3 separate regions of the Homo sapiens genome follow, and regions 2 and 3 are each linked to region 1. The links are chromatin contacts, found by Hi-C or POLR2A ChIA-PET in ENCODE. All regions are on one chromosome and are shown on one strand. The core of a region is the stretch at or near the end of the contact, and the rest is flanking DNA. Distances in the headings are between cores, read along the strand shown.

Region 1 (4,516 bases), core at 1,287-3,786:
ATTTATTCTTGAGCACCATTTACATGTCCGGTATCCTTGTAGGCACACTAGGGATATAGCACTGGAGAGAACAGGCAAAACTCTCTGCCTGCCTGCCTTACATTCTAGTGAGGAGAGACAGACAATAAACATAATTTAAAAAGTACATTTTACAATATAGTAGAATGTGGTGACTTTGTCAAAAAGTAAATTTAAGTAGTATGGAAAACACATTTTAAACTTTTAAGTAGAGTGGTCAGAGCAGGCCTGAGCAACACGGTGACATTGAACAGGGTCTTGAAGGAAGTGAGGGAGTGAACCATGCAGATACTTGGGAGGAGGGAATTATAGGCAGAGAGGGCAATTAGAACAAAGGCCCTGAGATAGAACGGATTTACCTAGGAATCTAGTCTACGAGGCCACTGTGGCAGGGGCTAAGTGAGTGATAAAGGGGAAGTAGGAGGCTGGGCACAGTGGCTCACACCTGTCATCCCAACACTTAGGGTGGCGGAGGCAGACAGATCGCTTGAGCCCAGGAGTTCAAGAACAGTCTGGGCAATGTGGTGAAACCCCATCTCTGCAAAAAATTCAATATTAGCTGGGCATGGTGGTCTGCACCTGTGGTCCCAGCTATTCAGGAGGCTGAAGTGGGAGGATCACTTGAGCCCAGGAGGTTAAGGCTGCAGTGAGCTATGACTGTGCCATTGCACTCCAACCTGGGTGACAAAGTGAGGCCCTGTCTCAAAAAAAAAAAAAAGAAAAGAAAAGAAAAAAAAATTCCAAGGTAATGGAAATAAAATGATTGTATGTTTATGGGGATGATCCAAAAAAGAGGAGGAAAGAGATGACGTGGGTGAGAAAAGAACATTGCTGGAGCACTTAACTGTTTAACTGTTGGATTGATCAGTGTATGTATGCTTCTGCAGGGCAAAAACTCAGGACAGGGAAAAGAATTCCTCTAAAAAACCCGGCATTCCTAACAAACATATGAAAAAAAGCTCATCATCACTAGTCATTACAGAAATGCAAATCAAAACCACAACGAGATACCATCTCACGCCAGTTAGAATGGCAATCATTAAAAAGTCAGGAAATAACAGACGCTGCAGAGAATGTGGAGAAATGGGAACGCTTTTACACTGTTGGTGGGAGTATAAGTTAGTTCAACCATTGTGGAAGACAGTGTGGCGATTCCTCAGGGATCTAGAACTAGAAATACCATTTGACCCAGCAATCCCATTACTGGGTATATACCCAAAGAATTATAAATCATTCTACTATAAAGACACATACAAACGTATGTTTATTGCAGCACTGTTCACAATAACAAAGACTTGGAACCAACCCAAGTGCCCATCAATGATAGACTGGATGAAGAAAATGTGGCACATATACACCATGGAATACCATGCAGCCATAAAAAAGAATGAATTCATGTCCTTTGCAGGGACGTGGATGATGCTGGAAACCATCATTCTCAGCAAACTAACACAGGAACAGAAAACCAAACACTGCATGTTCTCATCATAAGTGGGAGTTGAACAATGAGAACATATGGACCCAGGGAGGGGAACATCACACCCTGAGGCCTGTTGGGGGGTGGGGGACAAGGGGAGGGAGAGCATTAGGACAAATAACTAATGCATGCGGAGCTTAAAACCTAGATGAAGGGTTGATGGGTGCTGCAAACCACCATGGCACATGTATACCTGTGTAACAAACCTGCACGTTCTGCACATGTATCCCAGAACTTAAAGTATAATTAAAAAAGAAATTTAAAAAAGACATTCCGTAGGTGAGGCTCTCCCTAAAAGTCAAACTTTTACTTGCACATATGAAAAGTGTAATCATTAAATAAGCTATTTCTTCAGTGACGGTATACTGAGTTCTGCTCATGGTGCCAAGTACTTTGCATATATTATTCAGAAGCTTATTAGCTGCCCTGCAGCACCAGTATCATTTATTGCTGCACTCCAGGTGAAGAAATTGTTGCTGGGAGCTACAACAACTTGCCCAAAGCCACAATGATCATAAGTAGTTTGCGCTTCGTTGTGCTCTTCTTTGCTGGTGTGAGATTCTCGAGGGCCAATGTCCTTCATCTGCGTAACTCTAGGGACTCGCCCAGACCTTGGAAGAGGTTCACATTCCCGCGTGCCGAGATTGATTATGGGCCACCCTCGGTCTCATTCGTTGACTTCCAATAAAGCATTGGCTGGTGGACCTCTACATCAGCATTGTTTTCATTGGATATAGCAACTCAGAAAAATATTGGGGAAAATATAAAAACTTTCAAGAGATATGATTGCAAGAAAATCAGAATGAGTTTAAAACCCTCCTGACCCCAGTCCTTAGCTCAGGCCGTTCTCCAAGGATTTTGCAAACCTGCTTTCTGACGCAGCTGGTAAACTTGCCCCGGGGCGAACTGTCGGAAGGAGGTGCGGTCACCTGGAGTTTCCCAATAGATACTTCGCTGTCTGGTGAGGAAATCATCACCCTAGGACGTAAACCCTCCCGCCCTTCTTTCAGCTCTTAAAAAAAGCCTGCCACGAAAGTCCCTACTGCGTTGCTGCGAACGTAGCTTTGAGAAGCTGGCGCCCAGTGATGGGGCAAACAGCCATGCCCTTCCAGCAGCCGTGAAAGCCCCAACAGCAAACTGCCTGGGAGCGGGGCAGGTCACCAACTTCGTTGCTCGAACTCCCTGGGTGCCCGCCGCGGTGGTTACAAAGGGGGTCAAGAGTGCCGGACCCAGCCGCGCGGAGCCCACCATTGCGGCCCGAGGGGGACCCGACGGGGGCCCGACGGTGTGGCGTGGCGCAAGGAGCGCGCCTGCCTTCTCTCGCCGCCGGGAACGGGCTGCACCAATGGCCAGGTGAGGAGGCGGCGGTGGTCGCCCGGGAGGAGGGGGTGGTGCCGACTCCGTGTGCCAGGAGTGCGTCCCGGGGACGCTGCCTCCCCCGCGGCCGAGTTGGTTGCCGCCGGTTGCGCTGCGGAGGGTTGGGGGCGGAGAGGAGGCAGTGGCTGCCCGGGCCGAGGAGGGGCGCGCTGACTGCTCACCGCGAGTCAGGAGGGGCCGGCGGGCTCACGGAGGGAGACAGGGTGGGCGGGGGCAAAGGCTAGGCGCTAGGGCGGCGGCGCCAGCGTAGAGCGGCGGTTTGGAGGAAAGATGAGACGGTGAGTGGGCTCCGGGGACACAGAGTTTCTTTGCTTCTTTACAGGCTGTAGGGACAAAAGCCCGGGCTGGGGTCGGCAGTGCCCAGGCTGCGCAGCTGGGTGGGTGGGGGTGGCGAACCCCGTTGTGCATGACTCTCGGGGGGCTGGGTAGATCTCCGGTTGAGGGGATCCCGGGGAGGGAGTGTCTGGTAGGGAAGATGCTTCCAGAGTGATTGTAGAAAACAGGCAGAATGTGGGGGAACTGGGGGCAACTTTTTCCAGCAACTCTGGAATGCACATGGAGAGAGGGATGGGGATCCTTGGGATAGCTCCCTGAGAAAGAGAAGGTCCGCTGCTGGATGGTGTAGGGCGCGGGATTCAGAGAAGACTCCCTCCCCGCAAATATTTGGCTAGCTGCGCTTCTAGTTCCACTTTCTTTCAAGAGTGAACCTACGAGCTTTAACCGCCAAAAGCGGCTGATTTCGATTTGGCCTTTGACCCCCCACTGAAAGTTTACAGTGTGGCCGTCTCGGCACCCCTAGAGATAGCAGCTGGAAGGCTTGGGGAGTATTTTAACCCTCTGTTTCTCCAGCTCCCTGCGCGGCGGAGGCGCAGCTGAATCGTTTGCTGGTTCGCTTAATAACTTAGCCCTAGCAGTCATCACTTATTAAAGCGCCGAGGACCTGGCTAACTCCCGCCACCACCAGGAAATTAAAAGGCTGACAGGCTGTCCCTCCCAGGGTTGGGGTTTCCTGTTTGAAAGAGCTTGAGAAGTCAAACTGCTTCGCGGTTCCTCACTTACCTTTCTTATGTAAAAGAGGGAGCGACGCCCGCAGCTTTTTCTCTCGGTAAACTACCCGTGGCTGGAAATCCTCCGGGCGCCTGGCCCTGCCCTCTTCCCTAGAAATCTTTATCCTGCAACTCTGAAGTAGCTCTAAAGAGCTCTAGAATGCACAACTAGTCATAGCCAGGCACAGCTGGGAGTGTAACTAGACGAGGCATAAAAATGTGGAGTCTTTTTAGTGTAAATATTTGTCAGCCACATTTCCCTTCGTAATATGAACGTGTAAGTTACAGATGTAGGTTTTCAAGTATTGGACGTGTAATTTTAAGCTTCCTAGTTTGGTTTAATTTGGGCGTTCGAGATATGTCTCTGGGATTCTAACGTTTGAATTCGGCTGGGAGAGATCTAAATGAGGTCCACAGTTTCAGAAGGTTAAACTTTTGCCCTGTGAACACTTGAATTCTTGGTTCCTGGTAGGTTAGCAACAGAACTGTCGGATTTGGGATAAATAAACCGTTAGAGTTGCCCACTATTTTAACAGAATGGCTATATCTCTCTTGCCGTTGCCTTCAATTGTGTAAATATTTGTTTGAATAAAGAGCG
Region 2 (4,516 bases), core at 616-3,115, 470 kb after region 1:
ATACATCAGTGAGAATGAATAAGCCACACTACAGGCAATAACATGGATGGATTTTTAAAATCTACTGTTGAGTAAAAAACCCAGAAACAAGTGAAGACATATGCTACGATGCCATTCATATAAAATTCAAAATCAGGTGAGCCTAGTCTATGGTGTTAGAAGTAGGAGAATAGGGGCCGGGCGCGGTGGCTCACGCCTGTAATTCCCACAACTTTGGGAGGCTGAGACGGGCGAATCATGAAGTCAGGAGATCGAGACCATCCTGGCTAAACGGTGAAACCCCGTCTCTACTAAAAATACAAAAAAAATTAGCCGGGCGTGGTGGCGGGCGCCTGTAGTCCCAGCTACTTCGGAGGCTGAGGCAGGAGAATGGCGTGAACCCAGGAGGCAGAGCTTGCAGTGAGCCGAGATCGCGCCACTGCACTCCAGCCTGGACGACAGAGCGAGACTCCGCCCCCGTCTCCCACCGCCCCCCCCCCAAAAAAAGAAGTGGGAGAATAGGTCAGGTGCAGTGGTTCATGCCTGTAATCCCACTGCTTTGGGAGGCAAAGGTAGAAGGAGCATTTGAGGCTAGGAATTTCAGGCCAGCCTGGGCAACACAAGACCCCGTGTCTGGAAAAAAAAAAAAAGCTGGACATAGTGGCTGCACAACTATCATTCTAGCTACTCTAGAGGCTGAGGTGAGAGGATCCCTTGAGCCCAGGAGTGAGTTATGATCGCACCACTGCATTCCAGCTTGGACAACAGAGCGAGACTTTGTCTGTAAAAAGAAGCAAAAACAAAACCCCAAAGCTTTGTCCCAGCTCCTTATGAGAGGGTGGTAGTAGTAAAACACAAAAGCCTTCAGGAGGTGAACACTTGATGATTTCTTTGTCCTTTTTTTTTTTTTTTTAAGAGCCAAGAACTCTGGAACAAGAAGAAGAAGACGAAGGAGGAGGAGGAGGGGGAGGGGGAGGAGGAGAAGGAGAAGGAGGAGAAGGAGAAGGAGAAGGAGACGGAGAAGGAGGAAGAGGAGGAGGAGGGCCGGGCGCAGTGGCTCACGCCTGTAATCCCAGCATTTTGGGAGGCCGAGGCGGGCGGATCACGAGGTCAAGAGACCGAGACCATCCTGGCTAACATGGTGAAACCCCGTCTCTACTAAAAATACAAAAAATTAGCCGGGCATGGTGGCGGGCGTCTGTAGTCCCAGCTACTCGGGAGGCTGAGGCAGGAGAATGGCGGGAACCCGGGAGGCGGAGCTTGTAGTGAGCCAAGATAGCGCCACTGCACTCCAGCCTGGACCACAGAGCGAGACTCCGTCTCAAGAAGAAGAAGAAGGAGAAGAAGGAGAAGGAGAAGGGAAAAAAGAATCCTCATCATTAATGCAAGTGGAAGGAAACTCTTCACCAAAGAATTGATCACATCATGAAAGGTGAAATCATTACGGAATTGCTTAAATATATAATTTGAATCTGGATTTAAAAATAATAAATGTAAGTTTTTTCTTTAAAAAAAAAAAAAAGTCCATTGGTTAAATTCAGCTTGAATCCTTTGCCACTACATCAAGAGCTAACAGGTCAACAACTGATCTCCACAACCTCCCACCTCATTTCCTTTCTCAGTCCAGGTAGCAGGAAAATGGAAAAAAAAAAATGATTTTTTTTTTCCAAACACTTTGTCAGTTTCCCCAGCGGTCACCTTTGAAAAGGGAAAAATGTCTGAAAATAGACAAAGCTGAATATAAACATCATTTAATTCCCCCCACACAGACAGCCTCCGCTCCTGTGAGGGCGTGGGGAAAACGGAGTGGGAGAAGGGGGCTAGCGAGGAGGAAGAGGCGGGAGGTGCGGCAGGGGCACAGGTGACGCTCCTCCCGCCTGCCTAGCAGAGCTCCAGGCGCACATCCGCAGTCAGCCACCTCGCGCGCGCCTCCAGGAGCAAGGATGGAGAGGCTGGTGAGCGGGGCCGGGGCTTGGGAAGGAGGGCGCAGGGCAGGCGATGTTGAGCCGGTGGCCCTGGGGCGGGCGGCGAGTGGAAGGCGCGGAGCTTCGGCTCTTGCCACAATCTGGTCCGGGGACTAGATCAGCGGTGTTGATGGCAGCGCTTTTCTCTAAGCGCTTTCTCTTGCTGAGAAACGGATTTTGCCTTCCAAAGGGTGGTTTACAGGCAGCTGCTGGCGTCCAGATTCTCCATTCCAATTGCCTGAAAAAAAGATGCACCAGGCCGGGGCTCCGGGGGCTCTTGATCCGCGCTGACGAAGCTGGCGCATCCTCCGGGCAGGCTCGGCTCGGCTCACTGGCTCCAGCTCCCAAAACTGGGGAGGCACAGCCTATTTTAAACTGCCCCCAAAAGGGAAAGAGAAATGCTGTATTGGTTCCATATTGGCACCAAAAGCTGCGGCGGAGATACAGATTTCCAGGCTCGCTTTCTCCGGGAGAGCTCCTGCGTCTCCTCTTTGTTATGCAGCCCCTTTCTCCCTCCTAGCCCTTGCCTGGGGGAAGCCATGAAGGATCAGTTAAAGCTGAAGCTACACTTGAGAGAGCTGAAATGCTCTGTGATCATAATGCTTTGAAGGGTTAACCCCGGGTATCTAGAGAAACAGACATTTTGTTTATTCGGAACCAGCTTACAAGACAAAAAACGGAGAAGGTTTTCATATATCCCATTGGTATATGAAATCCAAATACAATGGTATTGGTATAAGAATCCAAATACAGTGAATGCCTCAAGATAATTTTTTCATGTATGGTTTGTTGGCAAGACCACATAGCCAATGATTTCACTGTCTTTCTTAACAAAGGAGAATGGTGGTCTGTGAGCTACGGTCTACTGCAAGCTAGATGCTGTTAATCTTCTTTGTAACTATCCTTCTAAAAATGAATTATTACCTCGTTTTACACATAAACAGGCGGAAAGGCTGATATTTCCAAGTCCTTGTGACTACATGTGGGGTAATGTGGATTTGGACATAGAAACTTGCTGAGGAAGAGGCATGAATAGGGGCAATATAGCTACCAGGTGGGCAGCTGTCTGGTAAGACCCAGGTTTTTGTGAACCCTGGACTGCATGGCAAGGGTTATAAGTGGGCTTCTTTGTTTTCAGGACTGTAGTTCCCCCTATATGATTTGATCGATTAATTTTTTTAGCTACCTAACACGTATTGGCATTTACTATAACCTAGGCTCTATACTAAGTGCTTTAATTGCCTAATTCTCATAATAACTATGTGAGATAAGAGCAACATTTATTTAGTGCTTATTTCTACTGGCAGTATTCTAGGAGCTTTATATACTACTTCATTTAGTCTTTTTAACCATTAGATTGGTACTATTACTTTTCCGGAGTCTCAGAGAGGTAAAATGATTTCTTTTGCTCACAAATCTAGTATTTGTTTTAGCCCCGGTCACCTCCCTGTAAACATATAAATACTGTTGTTTTCAGATTGGTCGTATTTTCAGTTATTCTGCACAGACTCGAGGAAAAAAAAAACCTGTAAAATAAAAATACGTATCTATTTAAGAGTAAGGCTTTCCTTCTGATTTCCTTTGCCTCAATCACTGTGTTTTGTTTCTTAACATTGCTGGCTCCCAGTCCACAATATATGGTTTGGTATGTATCTGCTTTCTCTCTTGTCCTAAAACACAGATTTTCTCTATGAGAGCTTGTCCATTCTGCATTCTTCATCATGGCCTCTGGTAGAGCCTGGATTTCCACGTCAGAGAAGCCTAATGGTTTAAAAAATATCACATAGAATTGGAATGCCAGTATCTGTCTCCACAATTGCCTTAGCTGAAAATAAAACAAAATGTGTTGGGTGGGCACTGGCAATGGAGCCTGAGGAAATATTTGGCCTGATTTTTTCTGACTTTCCTAGATAATTAGATAGGATGGAACAGTCTCAGTAATACTGAGAAAATTATCGAGTTATATATTTTTTTTCACTTCAAAACCAAAGCCTTTGTGAGTATAATACCCAGCAGTGGATGGGCAGGGTGAGCAGATCTTTGTAGGCTGTATGTATTCAGGCAGCTGAACCATCTTGGGTTTCTCAAAGAGCAGTGACTATGTTATTAGTCTTAGACCTATGAAGACAGGAAGAGAAGTCACAAGGAAGGGATAGCATGCTTATGGTATGCTTGGGTATCGAATAATAAAATATATCTGCAAAGAATAATTTGTCCTAATGGCACCTTCAGATGATATAATCTTGAATTCTCTGTAGCCTTAGAGATGTAAGGAAAAAGCAACTTACATCACAAAGATCAGTATTACTGTGTACTATGATGCCACTGCATGGGGTCCAGGATGAGAGTCTAAGTGATTGGTTCTCTCTAGCTGAAGACAAGAAGACACTCAGGTATGTGGCAGCACTTGGGATAGGCCACAGGGCGGCGAGACATCATTCCTTCCAGGACATCTATCCTGAAAGATCCATCAGGAATACTGTGATGGAGATAGTGATGGAGACTCCTTGTCTCTGGCAGTTAGAGTGAATGCTGAAGAAGAGCCCTTTTCCAGCAGGCCAGTCTCTAACATG
Region 3 (4,516 bases), core at 974-3,473, 260 kb before region 1:
GGTGTCTGCAAGTGAGCTGGTCACATAGGCACATTCCAGCTACCTAACCAGCCTCAGCCCTCAAAATCGTCAGCTCCACCAAAACCGAGTGCTAGGCAAAAATCTGATTATTTTGTTAAACAACGCTGACTGGCTGGTACATTCTGCCCTGAAACAACTCACAGAGTTTTACTTTGGTAGAAGCATTTATCTTTAATAGGTACATTTTAGAGTTTCGGCCAAGGGTCAGCAGAGCTCTAGGAACCTCGTAGATAAGCATTTGGTCAATTCAGACCTGCTCAGATTAACTCATACTGTGCACTATTTCACATAAAAGCAAAATGTCACCAAACTACTTTGCTTTACATTTGAGTTGAAACTAAAATGGCTCTTTTCTACAAGTCTAGAGTCAATGTTTTCAGAATAGATTCTCCAAGCCCAATTTAAACAAAATGGAAGGGATGTACTGCTGCAGGCAGCTCTTTCTCCCGCTGGCATGCCTCCTTCTCAGCCCTCACCTTCCACTTCATCTCCAGGATGGCCCTTTCCACCTCCTCCAGGGCTCGCTCCCTTTTTTCCACAGCCCTCTCCCGCCATTCCACTGCCCTTTCCCTCCTAAGCACCTCCTTTTCCCTTTGGCTGGCCCACAAAGCCATGGTGCCCACCTGCTCCAGGAGCCTACCCCAGTTACCCTCAATGCCTGTGGGGAGCTGGGGCCCGTGGGGCCTTGGATCCTGGCGCTGCCCAGCCTGACCATGGCCACTCTTCTCCAGCTCCTCTCTGTGCATGCTTTTCAGATGCTTCCACAGTGCAGTGGTGCCCACGTTGACCCCAGGGCCACGGCTCACCTGCCTGCCACACAGGCGGCAGGTGGCATACTGGTTGGGATGGTGCCCAGCACGAGCAGGAGCTAGGTGGAAATATTCCCATGCCTCAGAGAACCGGGTGCCCTTGTTGTGGGGCATTGGAGTGGGCATAGCACTCACAAAAGGGCCAACCAGTTCTCCTGTCTCACTAATCTCTTCCTCCTCCTTCATCTCTAAGTCCCCTTTTGCCTTCATCATTGTTCCCTCCTCTTCCTCGTCTTCCCGCCTCATCATGTCACCTCTTCTACAGCGTTCTTTATGATGTGCTTAGATGTGAGCCAAAAGCTTATTTGAACCACAAGATTAAATATATATTTGGGAAGGGCCTGTGGTAACTCTTGGGGATTCACAATAATGGCCAAAGTCTGGCCACACCTGGGTGGTGTGAGGTTTCTTCCTTTCTGCTTCACTGGAGAGTCAGGGGTGAGTCAGATACAAGCAAAACAGCCCAAGAGTGCATTCCTTCCATGCCCCAGATACTTACTTATCCTCCCTTGACTAGGCCAGAAAGACAAAACATATCAGTTCCTGTAGCAAAGGGGTTCTCTGGTCCAACAATTACAAAGCTCTTTGATGAACTCAGTGTTTTCTGCATCAACCACCACGACAGGTATTTTTGAATATTGAAAATTTTAGGTTTTCTTGTTTCTCCTCCTGGTTGTTTCCACTGTTTCTGTGCTTCTTATTTCCTATAATTGCATTTTGGAGGCAGGAGAAACAGCCTCAGGGTTCAGGCTTTTCAGGACCAACAGAGCTAGGGCCTCACTGGGTCTTGCTCAAAGTAGGTAAAAGCAAACACAGGCAGATGCTGGTGCAGGAGACAATCTTGCTTCCTAAGAACTGTTGCAACAAGCAATCCAGAGTAGACAAAGCCTATGAGGATCTGGATAATAAAGTTCCCAATGCAAGGTCAGTTTGTCCTTAGAGGTGTCTCTCAGAGGCCAGGAGTCTAAGAAATCCAAAAAGCAAGCTCAGCTGTTTCAGCAGGAGGAGCTGGGATGCACAGAGGAGAAGGTGGAGCACATCTTCACAAACACAGCGTTGCCTGGCTGTCCTTAGCAAGCAGCTCACCATACTCCACCTTCTCCACCAGGATCACCTGCAAAGCCAACAGCCAATAAGACCTTCCTGAGGCAACTTACTCCAGATGTTTTGCTCTTTACCTCATTTTAAAGATAAATAAGTAAATGGAAAATCATATTACATTTAAAAACAGCCCGACTTCTCTCTCCTTTCTTGGGTCATTTCTTAAACTAATGAGAGCTTTATTTAATCAAGCTCTGCAACCGTGAACAGTTAGGAAATTCCCCCCAGCCACAAGTGGGTACTTACAAGCAGGCAAGGCTCTGGACTTCTCTCTGATCTTTCCTGCGCAGAGTGAAAGCACTCCTGCACACCTTGGATGTCTATTAGCTGACTCCTACCCCCAGAAGGAGGGCACCTCCAGTTCTGGTTTCCTCCCACTTCTAGGGAAGCATTGTTTCCAGGTAGGTGTGTCTGTGCCTGTTGGGTTTTTCTGCAACACTTAGACACAGATGCAAACCTTTTCTCCACCCCCTCCACCACCAAGAAAAGGATGTTCCTGGCATATGTCATGCAGCAAAACAGTAAGTCAAGCACCTACAAGTCTTAGTTCTCTTTTTTGATGACTAGATTACCTAACCTCTCAAGTAAAGCAAGCGATTTGAAGGAGGAAGAGTGGGAAAGGCTGAAATATTAAATGTATACACACATATATATTATATATATACATACATTATATATAATATGCATAATATATATATGTGTGTGTATACATATTTAGATTGAGAAGGAAAACCTACCAAGAGGAGATAGGAAGACTCTAAAGAAGGTATCAATAGAAGAAGAAAAAACTTTGTGTTATAAAAGGAAAGATAGAAATGGCATTGCAGGCCAGGAGCCATGGATCTTGCCTGTAGTCCCAGCACTTTGGGAGGCCGAGGCAGGTGGATCACTTGAGGTCAGGAGATCGTGGCCAGCTTGGCCAACATTGTGAAACCCTGTCTCTACTAAAAATGCAAAAATTAGCCAGGTGTGGTGGTGCACGCCTGTAATCCCAGCTACTTGGGAGGCTGAAGCAAGAGAATTGCTTGAACCCGGGAGGTGGAGGTTGCAGTAAGCCAAGATCATGCCACTGCACTCCAGCCTGGGCGACAGAGGGAGACTCTGTCTCAAAAAAATAAATAAATAAAATGAATAAATAAAAATAAAAAAAGAAAGAAAAGAAAAAGAAATGGCATAGCAGAAAATATGTAGAGGTTGACAGTTAAATTAAAATAGAAAAAAAAGATGGGGGAAAAAGATTCAAAATAGGAATGAGACTGGGAGGAGTTTTAGAACATGAACCACATTTCTAAACCAAATCTTGGAACGCAAAGTCTAGAGAGAGTCTAGAATGTTTGAAATTTGGATCATTTCAGAAAATCTGAACCTAGAGAATTCATGAAAGTCAAATCTTTTCAAAATTTTTAGACGTTAACCAGAGTTCTTCAGTGAGCCAGTTGCCTTCGTAAAATAATAACACCCCCACTTACTCCTGATATTACCATATCGTCATCTTTGGTGGGTTAACTAAAGAGAAAGGAAATGAATCATAAGAATGGTTAATGTCACTGGATTAATGCAAAACTTTGTATCTTTTTCTTTTTTTAAAAAAACATTTTACCTCCTTTACCTTTTTGTCTCTTCCTGGACCAACTGGAGATAAAAATCAATCTTTGGCATCTATTGAATTAAACTGAACACTCTCCTTTACTTAATAAGAATGTATTTTAGAGGATCTGGTTTTGCTTTTAATTTTTTAGTGGAGAGACTAGCATCCCTGGCCCATATATGTATCCCCATTATCTGGAAAGGCAAGTGTTGAACGGATGGGAATACTGGGAGCTACGGTGTTTGCCACCCAGCATCTTGGATATGCTAGACAACCCCCTCTGAAATTCTCTTGTTTCATTGGGATTTCTGTAGCAATGTACTGAGAAATAGTAAACTTCTGTAGGATTTCACCAGGAAAATGTTAGTTAGCATTCTCGAATTTGGTTTCTCAGCTCTATAGGCCCAGACTTCTTGGGAGTAACTAGTCTGAGGATTGGCACACAAATCATCACATACATTTAATTGTTCTTTACATGTTAACTAGTATATTCATTAATTGTGGAAAATATCTGAGAACTAAGAACTAGGGCTGGTCATATGTAAAATATATACATCTCTTGATGAGAAAACAAGTAATTATAAAAGGAATTATAATTTTGAAGAGTCTCAGATAAAACAATGGGAATCCAATAATTCTCACTGGATATTTTCACCAGACTGTAAAAGAAAGTATCATCCCCCAAAGAACAAACATAGCATTGAAAATAAAACATAACTAGCCCTGCATCTAAGTTCTCTGCTTTCATAATATAGTTACTTCTTTCATTTTTTTATTTCAATACAATTTTTATTAAAAAATATGTTGGACTGAGATTAAGGAGACATGGTTTCTAATTGTGCCATTAACTATTTTCCACTTCCTCGAACCACTGGGTGCCTTGATTTTTCCATTGGTCAAATGGCAAAAATAAGGCATGCTCTACCTATCCTTAAGATTAAGCCAATGAATTGTTTTTAAAAATTAGGAAAATGCTTCACAAGTAAAAAGTAGGATA

What was found. A loop is a pair of places that touch in the nucleus more often than their neighbours do. ChIA-PET counts read pairs that join two places held with the same protein, here RNA polymerase II (POLR2A). Pooled maps may share reads with other maps.
Region 2: a map of ascending aorta shows a loop between it and region 1 (2.7-fold over the local background). The contact joins the promoter of CD200 here to the promoter of PHLDB2 in region 1. A Hi-C loop is called at or near these places in 1 of 168 maps with a recorded cell type or tissue (ascending aorta) and 2 of 50 pooled maps. POLR2A ChIA-PET finds 5 or more read pairs at or near these places in 1 of 52 experiments (T-cell).
Region 3: a pooled map shows a loop between it and region 1 (2.5-fold over the local background). The contact joins the promoter of ZBED2 here to the promoter of PHLDB2 in region 1. A Hi-C loop is called at or near these places in 2 of 168 maps with a recorded cell type or tissue (HCT116 and PC-9), 1 of 37 single-sample maps with no recorded cell type and 2 of 50 pooled maps. POLR2A ChIA-PET finds 5 or more read pairs at or near these places in 1 of 52 experiments (PC-9).

The regions. Positions count from the first base shown.
Region 1 is chr3:111,856,729-111,861,244 of GRCh38, forward strand. It overlaps PHLDB2 (pleckstrin homology like domain family B member 2), which reads left to right and starts at 2,537. Exons shown (of 18, transcript NM_001134438.2): 1 at 2,537-2,848. It overlaps LOC105374040 (a long non-coding RNA gene), which reads right to left and starts at 4,088. Exons shown (of 4, transcript XR_924333.4): 1 at 3,932-4,088. RefSeq lists enhancers at 2,359-2,945, 2,946-3,530, 3,861-3,970 and a silencer at 2,995-3,054.
Region 2 is chr3:112,331,291-112,335,806 of GRCh38, forward strand. CD200 (CD200 molecule) reads left to right here and starts at 1,866. Exons shown (of 6, transcript NM_005944.7): 1 at 1,866-1,934. The coding sequence starts at 1,923. LOC105374042 (a long non-coding RNA gene) reads left to right here. Exons shown (of 5, transcript NR_147411.1): 5 at 896-1,464. RefSeq lists enhancers at 1,533-2,490, 2,491-3,447, 3,944-4,516.
Region 3 is chr3:111,593,123-111,597,638 of GRCh38, forward strand. It overlaps ZBED2 (zinc finger BED-type containing 2), which reads right to left and starts at 2,224. Exons shown (of 2, transcript NM_024508.5): 1 at 2,178-2,224; 2 at 1-1,944. The coding sequence starts at 1,079. The coding sequence ends at 423. All of the region lies in intron 5 of CD96 (CD96 molecule), which reads left to right.